2 separate regions of the Homo sapiens genome follow, and region 2 is linked to region 1. The links are chromatin loops, found by intact Hi-C in ENCODE. Cell type or tissue: HCT116. All regions are shown on one strand. Links, peaks and the distances in the headings refer to the core of each region. The heading gives the core; the rest is flanking DNA.

The links. A loop is a pair of places that touch in the nucleus more often than their neighbours do. Peaks named below come from ENCODE experiments on the same cell type or tissue, not always from the same donor. Only the 100,000 strongest peaks of a DNase experiment are listed, where the experiment ranks them.
Region 2: a loop joins it to region 1, with 14 times the contacts of the local background. A loop is called at or near these places in 21 of 110 quality-filtered maps.

What each region holds. Positions count from the first base shown.
Region 1 is chr9:37,909,880-37,915,796 of GRCh38, reverse strand. It overlaps the pseudogene PAICSP1. Among named protein-coding and RNA genes, the nearest start is that of SLC25A51, 8.7 kb to the right of the region's middle. In HCT116, for the core only: a CTCF peak has its summit at 2,027 (motif pointing left); a DNase peak (open chromatin) is centred at 1,976; H3K27ac peaks cover 284 bases.
Region 2 is chr9:38,261,163-38,267,341 of GRCh38, reverse strand. No RefSeq gene overlaps it. Among named protein-coding and RNA genes, the nearest start is that of ALDH1B1, 130 kb to the left of the region's middle. In HCT116, for the core only: a CTCF peak has its summit at 3,546; a DNase peak (open chromatin) is centred at 3,621.

The DNA.
Region 1 (5,917 bases), core at 1-4,000:
TGCCTCCCAGGCTCTGGTGATCCTCCTACCTGAGCCTCCCACATAGCGGAGACTACAGACATGCACCACCATGCCCAGCTAATTTTTCCATTTTTAGTAGAGATGGGGTTTTGCCATGTTGGCCAGGCTACTGGTCTCACTCCTGGGCTTAAGGGATCCTCCCACCTTGGCCTCCCAAAGTCCTGGGATTACTGGCGGGTGCCTGGCCACACAGTGTCTCCTTTAAATGCACCTCCTTGAGCATGCATGATTTTTGTTTGTTTGTTTTTTAATGCAGTCATGTGCCCCAGGAATCTAGCTGGACTGCCTTCTGCTTGCAAAAGCTGAGCTCTTGCCATCAGCTTCCAAAGGTGGATTGTTAAAGGAAAAAGCAACCTTTCTGCTTCCTAATTATGAGGAAGAGAGAGGCCTAATGAGCTCAATGGAAATAAATGAATTCGTTCAGCAGACATTCAGTGAGTACCTACTGGTCCTCAGGTCTGGTGGATACAGTGGTGAATGGGACTCAGCCCCTGCCCTCAAGAAGTTTCCAGTGTGTAAAAACAACCCAAGGAGCTGTGGGATCCCAGATGAGAGGGAATTGAATCTGCTTGCAGCGGTCAGGGAAAGTTGGGCCTTGGGGGATGGTAGGAGTTCAGCAGAGATCCTGGCGGGCTGGATGGTCTATGCAGAGATAACAGGTGGTAGAATCATCAGGGTGAGTCCATCAGAGCCTAATGTGGTGCAGCCTGCCCTGGTGGGAGGTGGCCAGACTCCTGGGACTCCAGAGGCCTCATTCCGCAGAGGCAAATGAACAGGGCAGGGCAGGGAGGGTCTCCCCAAAGATGGGGAGATGCTGGCCACCTGTTTCCTAGAGGAGCTGAATTCTTAAGGAGAGAAGGGCAGGACACGAGTCTTGGCACAAAATCTGCCATTGTTTGCCTGCCACCATCGCCATGATGACAGCATTAGGCAGCCCAGGTCCACCTGGAAGGTCTGCGCCCAAGCCCCTCCTCACCTACACCTGAAGGGGCACAGCATTCCCCAGCATGTTGGGGGCCTGCTCTGGAGTGATTCCTCGACCCCCCCAACCCCCGCCCCCGCCTCCGCAGGAACTTAGTTGCCACTCCTCCCTCCCTTCTCCTTTTCAAGAATGTGGCTGTCTGTCTCCCCAGCTGGCCCCCTTCCTCCCCGACTCTCCAGGACTCCAGGGCTTTGGTTCACCTCTTCCCCTCTCCCCCACCTCCCCGATACATCCCAGTGTCCCAGAATCCACACCTCCAACTGTCAGGCTCCCTCAGAGCATTGACACCAACACCCCCATGCCCCAGCATACACATGCACGTGCACACACACACACCCGGGGAACGCCTGTGCTCGGGGAGGGCAAAGCCCTGGCACAGGGTCCTGGTGACAGAAAACATTCCTGAGCTTGGTCAGGACCAAGGGGCCACAGGCAATGCCAGTGCTCTGCCACCGGGAATTTCCTGAAGGGAGGGAGGAAAGGTCACCTCTAGAATGTGTTCTGCGTGGTGGTGGGTGGCGGTGGTGGCGGGTATTTCTCTTTCAGTTCAATTTAACACACATTGAGCATGAAACAGACAGGGCAAGCTGGTGACCAGGAGCAGGAGACTGAGCACAAGAAACCCCTTCCTCATCAGAGTCCACAGGAAGCGGTGGGTCGCCAGATGCCTTCATCCCTGCACAGAGAGCCAGCAAGGCGGGCCAGAAATGGAGGCCCAGACAGGGACAGAGGCATGCTCAAGGCCACACAGCAAGTCCCTCTCCACATGCCTTGGGGTGCTTGAGGGCGACCAGCTCCAAGGGTCGCCTTGGCCAGTGCAGCTCTGGGAAGACTAGGGTAGGGCTGGGGGATTCTTCTCAGAGTTGATGAGCCATTTCTTTCCTCATTGGCTCCCCCAAGTGGGAGCATCCCAGGCCTGTAGTGACTGGTGTCATCTCTGGCTTGGGGGACAGTTTCCTAAGCTGTGATCTGACCAGGATGGCAGGAAGCCACCAGTGTGGCTCTAGTGCCCTCGTGTGGTTTTCTTTAGTATTGCAGCCAGTCCCAGGGAGCAGAAATGCCACCTCCAAGTCACCCTGTCAGTTACAGAAGGAGAACTTCTGCAGGCCCAGAGAAGGAAGAGGAAGGCATGTAAACAGATAAACGGCAGGCAGTGCGGAGTGATGAATGATGGGTGCTCCAGCAGAAGAGACAGTAGAAGTGGCATCTGAGCCAGGCCTCAACACGCAGGGAGTACGGGCATCCTAGGCAAAGGAAACAACTTCAGCAAGAGCTGGGAGGCTCCCTCTGACTCCCGATCCAAGCTTTTCCCACTGCAGTGTACTCTAAAGTCAAGCCCATTCATGCCCACTGGGAAGGGAGGTCAGGCCGAATCAGAAGGGCTCAGTACGGAACAATTTTATGCAATATTATTTCAAAGTTACTGACTTCCAATTATAAAATTAATGTGTACTTTGTGGCCTGGCGCAGTGGTTCACACATGTAATCCCAGCACTTTGGGAGGCCAAGGCAGGCGGATCACTTGAGGTCAGGAGTTCAAGACCAGCCTGGCCAACATGGCGAAACCCCGTCTCTACTAAAAATACAAAAATTAGCCAGCCATGGTGGCTGGCGCCTATAATCCCAGCTACTCAGGAGGCTGAGGCAGGAGAATCACTTGACCCCAGGAAGCAAAGTTGCAGTGAGCCGAGATCCTGCCACTGCACTCCAGCCTGGGCAACAGAGCAAGACTCCATCTCAAAAAAAAAAAAAAAAAAACCACACAAAGTTTGTGCTTGTGGCTGGGCACGGTGGCTCACACCTGTAATCCCAACTCTTTGGGAGGCTAAGGCAGGCAGATCACTTGAGGCCAGGAATTCAAGACCAGCCTGGCCAAAATGGTGAAACCCCATCTCTACTAAAAGTACAAAAATTAGCCGGGTGTGGTAATGGGCACCTGTAGTCCCAGTTACTTGGGAGGCTGAGGCAGGAGAATCGCTTGAACCCAGGAGGCGGAGGAGCCAAGATCGGGCCACTGCACTCCAGCCTGGGTGACAGAGCAAGACTCTGTCTCAAAAAAAAAAATTTTTTTTTACTTGTATTAGTAATGGAAATTTGTATTTCAGGAAAACATAAAGAAGAAAATAAAAATTACCCTAAACTCAAAGAACAGTACATTCACGTTCTGAAGTATCACCTCAGTCTTTTTCTCTATGCACATATATAATTATTTTAAATTAAAATTGGGCTCAAGCCATGTTTACATAGTTCTATAGCCTCCATCTTCTGCTTAACACAGTGTCGTGTCCCTTTTCCTCTGTTATTAAATCTCCTACAATATGATCTTTTTTTAAATAGCTGTATCGTATTTTCTACCTAAATTTTTTTTTTTTTAAAAAACAGAGTTTCACTCTTGTCGCCCAGGCTGGAGTGCAGTGGCATGATCTCAGCTCACTGCAACCTCTGCCTCCTAGGTTCAAGCGATTCTCCTGCCGCAGCCTCCCAAGTAGCTGGGATTACAGGCGCCTACCACCATGCCCAGCTACTTTTTGTATTTTTAGTAGACATGGGGTTTCACCATGTTGGCCAGGCTGGTCTGGAACTCCTGACCTCAAATGATCCGCCTGCCTTGGCCTCCCAAAGTGCTGGGATTACAGGCGTGAGCCACTGCACCTGGCCTCTACCTTAATTTAACTTATTCAAATTTTTGTATAACCAGCTCTGCAGGGAATTGTTCAGAAATCTTTATCCATATTTCTGGTTTTTTTGTAAGGAGAAATTAATAGACGGGGCATTATGAGGTCAAAGGTTAGGTACATCTTCAAGACTTCCTGTCCTCCAGAGATGCGTCAGTTCCTCTTCCACTGCTGTGTCCGGGAGTGCCCCCACAGAAAAGCTGTCCTGTTACCTTTAAAGACTTTTAGCAACTTGGACCTTGCCTAAAACATGAGGCACACTGTAAGTAGCTTTTCTCTTCAGGGACAGCATGAATTCAGGCTACCCATGGGGTTGGACAGGAGACTGGGCTCTGCATGTAGGGTGAGTAGTTGTCCCTATAAGAGAAGCTTTTCAGGGTGCAGGACTCTGAGGGCTAACACCAGGATGGTCCCAGCAAGCCGGAACAGTTGTCCTTTTACCCCAAGGGCAAGCCCCTTACCTCCCATTCAGTAGACCCTCCCTCTGCCCCTGTGAGAGAGCCAGGGTCAGGGGCTGGAGCTGGGGCTGGGGAAACCCAGAGAAGCTCAGAAGGAGCCCTGCCCTCCTCAGGTCCAGGACGCAGGTGAGCAGAGAAACAGCCATCACCCAGGGGGAACTTAGTCTAATTCCGTCCCTTTCCAGCTGTGTGACCTGGGCAAACTGCAAAAGCTTCCGCTTCCTCTGCTGCAAAGTAACACAAAACCAGCAGCCTCACAGGGTTGCTGCAAAGATTACACGCGGTGTTGAATGACTGCCCTTAGCAAGGCTTAGCGTCATCAACCTTCAGAGGTCAGCTAGGATGAGAACAAAGTGTGATGGCAGAGGCCAGTGTAGCCACAGGATTTCAAAGCAAAGAGGGTCTAGGGTGCCAGAAAGGCTTCCTGTGGGAGGCAAGAAGTGGAGTCTATTTTATAAATAAAAAATGCTCCAGCCTCACTGGACATCTCCTGAAGTTGAGACCACAGCTCTTAAGATCTTCTTCCTCTCCAGCTGGACGTCCCAGAGCAGTGCTCACAGAGTTCTCTCCATCCCCTTTCTCAGCATCCTCTAACATCCCATCTTTCTCTGTTATTTAAATTAATTCTAACACACTATAGTTATTATCTAAATAATAAGCATCTGTTGGCCAGGAGCGGTGGCTCATGCCTGTAATCCCAACACTTTGGGAGGCCGAGGCAGGTGGATCACATGAGGTCAGGAGTTTGAGACCAGCCTGGCCAACATGGCGAAACCCTGTCTCTACTAAAAATAGAAAAATTAGCCAGGTGTGGTGGCAGATGCCTGTAATCCCAGCTACTTGGGAGGCTGAGGCAGGAGAATCGCTTAAACCTGGGAGGCGGAGGTTGCAGTGAGCCAGCATGGCACCACTGCACTCCAGCTTCGGCAACAGAAAAAAAAAAAAGCATCTGTTTTGTTTACTATTTAAATAATTACATTTATTTATGTCAATGTTGAACCTATTTATTGTCTTATTGTTTAAATGTTAAATCTGTGCAGCAGCTTTATTCTTTAAATATTAAACATGTATTGTGTTCATTATCTATTGTCTGTCTCCAACCCCTAGAACGGAACCAGAATGCAGACTCCACACAAGCAGGGATCTAGGACAGCTGCTGGCATACAGTAGGTGCTCAATAAGTATTTGTTAGCTGAAGTAACAATGATAAAAGATCCTATCTGTGGCGGGTTTACTCTATGTGCGCCTCACATTGTACATGCATTGGTCTCCCACAATGGGAGTCCTGCTGTGCAGATGAGAAACTGAAGTTCAGGCCTGGTGTGGTGGCTCATGTCTGTAATCCAAGTACTTTGGGAGGCCGAGGAGGGAGGAGCATTTGAGTTCAGGAGTTCAAGACCAGCCTGGGCAACATGGAGAAAAACCCATCTCTACAAAAAAAAAAAAAAAATACAAAAATTAGCCAGGTGTGGTACTGCACACCTGTAGTCCCAGCTACTTGGGAGGCTGAAGTGGGAAGATCACTTGAGCCCAGGAAGTGGAGACTGCAGTGAACTGAGATCTTGCCACTGCACTTCAGCTTGGGCAACACAGGGAGGCCCTGTCTCAAAATAAACAGGCCGGGCATGGTGGCTCACGTCTGTAATCCCAGTATTTTGGGAGGCCAAGGCGGGCGGATCACTTGAGGTCAGGAGTTCAAGACCAGCCTGGCCAACGTGGTGAAACCCCCCTCTCTACTAAAAATACAAAAATTAGCCAGGCATGGTGGCAGGTGCCTATAG
Region 2 (6,179 bases), core at 1,324-5,323, 350 kb before region 1:
TATTGTCATTTCAATACAGATTCTTCCAATCCATGAGCATGGAATATTTTGCCATTTTTTGGTGTCCTCTTCAATTTCTTTCATCAGTGTTTTATAGTTTTCCTTGTATAGATGTTTCAGTTCTTTGGCTAAATTGATTTCTGCGTATTTTATATTCTTTATAGCTATTGTAAACAGATTTCTCAATTTTTCTCAGATTATTCACTGTTGGCATATATAAATGCTACTGAATTTTGTATGCTGATTTTGTATCCTGCAACATTACTGAATTCATTTATCAGTTCTAACAGTTTTTTTGGTGGAGTCCTTAGGTTTTTCTAAATATAAGATCCTGTTGTCTGAGAGCAAGGCTAATCTGACTTCTTCCTTTCCAATTGGGATGCCCTTTATTTCTTTCTCTTGCCTACTTGCTCTGGCCAGGACTTCCAGTATTACGTTGAATAAAAGTGGTAAAAAATAGGCATCTTTGTCTTGTTCCAGATCTCAGAGGAAAGGCCTTCAATTTTTCCCTGTTCAGAACAATGTTGGCTATGGATTTGTTATATATGACCTTTATTATTTTGAGGTATATTCCTTCCATTCCCAGTTTGATGAAGGTCTTTATCATAAATGGATGTTGAATTTTATCAAATGCCTTTCTGGCATCTATTGAAATAGTCATATGTTTTTCATTCTTAGTTCTTGGTTCTGTGAATGTCATGTATTATGTTTATTGATTTGTGTATGTTGAACCATCCTTGCATACCGGGGATAAATCCCACTTGATCATGGTTAATGATCTCTTTAGTGTGTTGTAGAATTTGGTTTGCTAGTATTTTATTGGGAATTTTTGCATCTTGGTTCATCAGAAATATTGGCCTACAGTTTTCTTTTCTTGCTGTATCCTTGTCTGGTTTTGATATCAGGGTAATGCTGGCCTCATAGATAGAATGAGTTTGGAAGTATTCCTCCTCTATTTTTTTGAAGAGTTTGAGTAGAATTGGCATTAATTCTTCGGCTTTGTTTATTTTTGTTTTTTAAGAGACAGTCTCACTCTGTCACCCAGGCTGGAGTGCAGTAGTGTAATCTTACCTCACTGAAGCCTTGAACTCCTGGGCTCAAGTGATCCTCCCATCTCAACCTCCTAAGTACCTAGAACTACAGGCATGCACCACCGTACCCAGCTAATTTAAAAAATTTATTGTAGAGAATCTGAATGATCTTTCCATCACTGAGAGTGGGGTGTTAAAGTCCCCTACTATTATTGTATTGCAATCTATCTCTTGCTTTAGATTGCTTTTCATATTTGGGATCTCTGGTGTTGAGTGCCTACATATTTAAAATTGTTACATCTGCTTGAGAAACTGACCCCTTTATCATTATATAGTGACTTTCTTTGTCTCTTTTTACAATCTTTGACTGACTTGTAGTCTATTTATCTAACTATAGCTATAGCTACTTCTGCTTTTTTTTTTTTTTTTTTGGTTCCAGTTGTACGGACTCTTTTTTTACCCCTTCATTTTCAGTCTATCTTTACAGGTGGGTTTCTTGTAGGCAGCATATAGTTGGATCTCATTTCTATCCATTCAGCCACTCTCTTCCTTTTAATTGGAGAATTGAGTTCCTTTATATTTAGTACTATTATTGACAACTAAGGACTCACTACTGTCATTCTGTTGCTTGTTTTCTGATTGTTTTGTAACTCTTCTCTTCCTTTCTTCATTTCTTACTGCCTTACTTTGTGGTTCAGTGATCTTCTCTGGCAGTATGTTTTAATTTGTTTTTGTTGGTTTTTTTGGAGACAGAGTCTTGCTCTGTCTCCTAGGCTGGAGTACAGTGGTGCAATCTCAACTCATTGCAACCCCTGCCTCCCAGGTCCAAGTGATTCTCCTGCCTCAGCCTCCCAAGTACCTGGGATTACAGGCACCTGCCACCACATCTGGCTAATTTTTGTATTTTTAGTACAGACAGGGTTTTGCCATGTTGGCCAGGCTGGTCTTGAACTCCTGAGCTCAGGTGATCCACCCACCTCGGCCTCCCAAAGTGCTGGGATCACAAGTGTGAGCCACCACGCTCAGCCTAATTTGTCATTTTTTATTTTTAGTGAACTCACTATAGGGTTTGCATTGTGATTACCATGCGGTTTACAAAAAAAAAACTTATAGATGTAACATTATTTTAAAGAGAAGATATCTTATTTTAGATCACATAGAATAGAAACAAAGAAAAAATGAAAATAAAAGTTTACATTGTAACTCCATCGCCTCCACATTTTGACTGTTAGTTGTTTCAATTTACATATTTTTATATTACCTGTCTCTTAACAGGTTGTTGTAGCTATTATTGTTTTTGACAGATTTATATTTTGGGTTTCATACTAGAGTTATAAGTGCATTTCATACCACAATTACAATATTAGAGTATTCTGCATTTGTGCATGTACTTAATTTTACCAGTGTGTTTTATACCTTCAAATATTTTAAATTTTGTTTTGTTTTTGCATATTAGTGTTTTTTTCTTTCAGATTGAATAACTCCCTTTAGCATTTCTTTCTTTCTTTTTTTTCCTTACAGTAGATATTATCCGAAAACCTTTAGCATTTCTTGTAAGATGAACCTGGTGGTGGTGAATTCTCTCAGCTTTTGTTTGTCTGGAAAAGTCTATCTCTCCTTCATTTTTGAAGAATAACTTTGCTTGATACAGTATTTTTTGATGGTAGTTTTTTCCTTTCAGCACTTTAAAAATGTCATGTCACTCCCTCCTGACCTATATGGTTTCCATTGAGAAGTCTCTTGCCAGAAAGACTTTATGTTTTACTTGCTTCTTTTCTCTTGCTATTTTTAGGATCTTCTCTTTGTCCTTGACATTTGAGAGTTTGATTATGATATGCCTTGGAGTAACCTTGTTTGAATCAAATCTGTCTGGTGTTCTCCGGCCTTCCTGTACCTGGATGTTTATATCTTTCTCAAGTTTTGGAAAGTTTTCTGTTATTATTTCTTTAAATAAGCTTTCCACCTCTTGCTCTTTCTCAGCTCCATCTTGAACATCAATAACGCTTAGATTTGGTCTTTTGAGGTAATTTTCTATATCTTGTTTGCTTTTCATTATTTTTTTCTCCTCTGACTGTGTATTTTCAAATAGCCTGGTTTCAAGCTCACTGATTCTTTCCTCTGCTTGATCTATTTTGCTGTTGGGAGCCTCTAATGAATTTTTCAATTCAGCAAATGTATTTCTCAGTTTTAAGATTTCTGTTTGATTATTTTGTTATTTCAATCTCTTTGTTGAATCTCTCTAATAAACTTCTAAATTGCTTTCCCGCATTACCTTGAAGATCCCTGAGTGTCCTTAAAACTGCTATTTTGAATTGTTGCTCAGAGAGCTCACACATCATTGTCTTGCTGGGGTCCATTACTGATTCCTTGCTTTGTCCATTTGGAGAGTTCATGGTTCTCTGTCTGCTGTTGGTTCTTGTGGATGTGTGTCTATGTCTTTGCATTGAGGGATTCGTTATTCATTTTAATCTCCATATAGCTTGTTTTGCTTTTATTGGATATATTTGCTTAGAGGTTCTTTATTGCTAAATCACTGTCTTCTTTTTGGCTCTAGATGGCATCTTAAGCCCACATTTGCTTTGGCTGTAGTAAATGATTGGAGCACTGCCCTTCCTAAATGGGGTTTCTCAGCAGTGTGGGAAGCCTGGCTAGGGGTTTGTGCCCAGGGGACCTGTGGAATGGACCTCCTACAGCATAGTGCAAATGAACCACCACTCTGATTTAATGTCTCCTTTGGCAAAGTTACAAAGCAGAATTTCCAGAGATGAGGATGCTTGTCTCACCTCCCCACTTTCTGTCTGCCTGTCCTCAGGGATAGTTCTCTCTTTGGTCACTTAGTGATGCTTCCCATGGTTTAGGCAGAGGTCTACTGCCAGGGAAACCAAGGTGGTGGGGAAGCTGGTTGTCCACCTCGATCTCACTTTTTCTACTGTAGACATTGTGTGTTGGGGGAAATTTTTTCATGCTCTTGGTGCTGGGAAGAATGGGAGAAGGGGTTCACAATTGTGAAGCTCAATTTTTCTTACTGTCTGCTTAGAGATTTTTCAATTCTCTGTGGCCCCAGGAACTGTTTCATCTTCATTCTTGAGTTCTGGGATATTACTGGTGATAATCTTGGCACTGTATATTTATTTTTGGTTTCCTACGTAGGGGGAAGTGAAGCCAGCTTGCTTCTACGCTGCCATTTTGGAACCAGAAGCCCAGCCTACTCTCTTATTGTTAGCCAGACTATGTGCATTAGGAAAGGTGAAGCCTCCTCCCTCTGCTTGCTTGCTCTTTCTTTTTCCTTTTTTTTTTTTGTTTGTTTGTTTGTTTGTTTGTTTTTGTTTTGACAGAGTCTCACTCTGTCACCCAGGCTGGAATGCAGTGATGCAATCTTGGCTCACTGCAATTTCTGCCTCCTGGGTTCAAGTGATTTTTGTGCCTCAGCCTCTCGAGTAGCTAGGAATTACAGGTGTGCCATCACACCCAGATAATATTTGTATTTTTAGTAGGGACAGGGCTTCACCATGTTGGCCAGGCTGGTCTCAAACTCCTGACCTCAAGTGATACACCTGCCTTGGCCTCCCAAAGTGCTGGGATTACAGGCATGAGCCACTGTGCCCATCCTGCCACCTGTTTCTTTTGCTGCAATTCTGAGTTAGGAATGGAAGCCCTGATGAGGGTGAGGGTGACAGTGGCCACCTTCTCTGAGCCCTCCCTTCTGCTGATCACTTTTCTCTAAAGATCTCATCACCCTGACCTAATTCAGTCTCTGCCATTTCTGTATACCAAGGTAAAGATGGGCATTGACTGAAAGACAAGGAAGCAAGGGAAAATTCTACATTTTGTAACCAGAGAGCATGGGAGCAGGTGCCCAATTCCAGCTCCACCATGGACTTTCTGTGTAAGCCTGAGTAAATCCTTTCCCTGTCTGGGCCTGGTTTTCCCTGGCCCTTTATTAAGTAAACAAGACCTTTTCATCCAGCAAAGCCACTTCTAGGTCTTTGTCTGAGAAATATGCTCTTATATGTGCCCAGCAGACAAATAAGGCTTGCAGCCTTGCTAGCAACCATAAATAATGTCAATCTAAAATGTCAATCAATAGAAGAATATGTGAGTAAATTAGAGTACACACATAGACTATGTCAGTCAGGGTCTGATAAGGTTTGGCTGTGTCCTCACCTAAATCTCATCTTGAACTCCCATGTGTTGTGGGAGGGACCCAGTGGGAGGTAATTGAATTATGGGGGCAGATTTTCCCGTTCTGTTCTCAGGATGGTGAGTAAATCTCATGAGATCTGATGGTTATTATAAGGGGGAGTTTTCCTGCACAAGCTCTCTTTTTGCTTGCTGCCATCCACGTAAGACATGACTTGCTCCTCCTTGCCTTCCACCTTGATTGTGAGGCTTCCCCAGCCACATGGAACTGTAAGTCCAATTAAACCCCTTTCTTTTGTAAATTGCCCAGTCTTGGGTATGTCTTTATCAGCAACGTGAAAATGGACTAATACAGGGTCCAGTTAAGAAATACCATTAGGCCAGGCGTGGTGGCTCATGCCTGTAATCCCAGCATTTTGGGAGGCTGAGGCAGGTGGATCACCTGAGGTCAGGAGTTTGAGGCCAGCCTGGATGACATGGTGAAACCCCAGCTCTACTAAAAATACAAAAAATCGGCCTGGCGTGGTGGCTCACGCCTGTAATCCCAGCACTTTGGGAGGCCGAGGTGGGCGGATCACGAGGTCAGGAGATCGAGATCATCTTGGCTAACACAGTGAAACCCTGTCTCTACTAAAAATACAAAAGATTAGCCGGGCATCATGGTGGGCGCCTGTAGTCCCAGCTACTCGGGAGGCTGAGGCAGGAGAATGGCAAGAACCTGGAAGGTGGAGCTTGCAGTGAGCCAAGATTGTGCCACTGCACTCCAGCCTGGGCAACAGAGCAAGACTCCATCTCTAAATAAATAAATAAATAAATAAATAAATAAATAAATAAATAATAAATAAATAAAAATAAAAATGCAAAACATCAGCCAGGCATGGTGGCAGGTACCTGTAATCCCAGCTACTCTGAAGGCTGAGGCAGGAGAATTACTTGAACCTGGGAGGCAGAGGTTGCAATGAGCAGAGATCACACCACTACACTCCAGCCTGAGCAACAGGAGTGAAA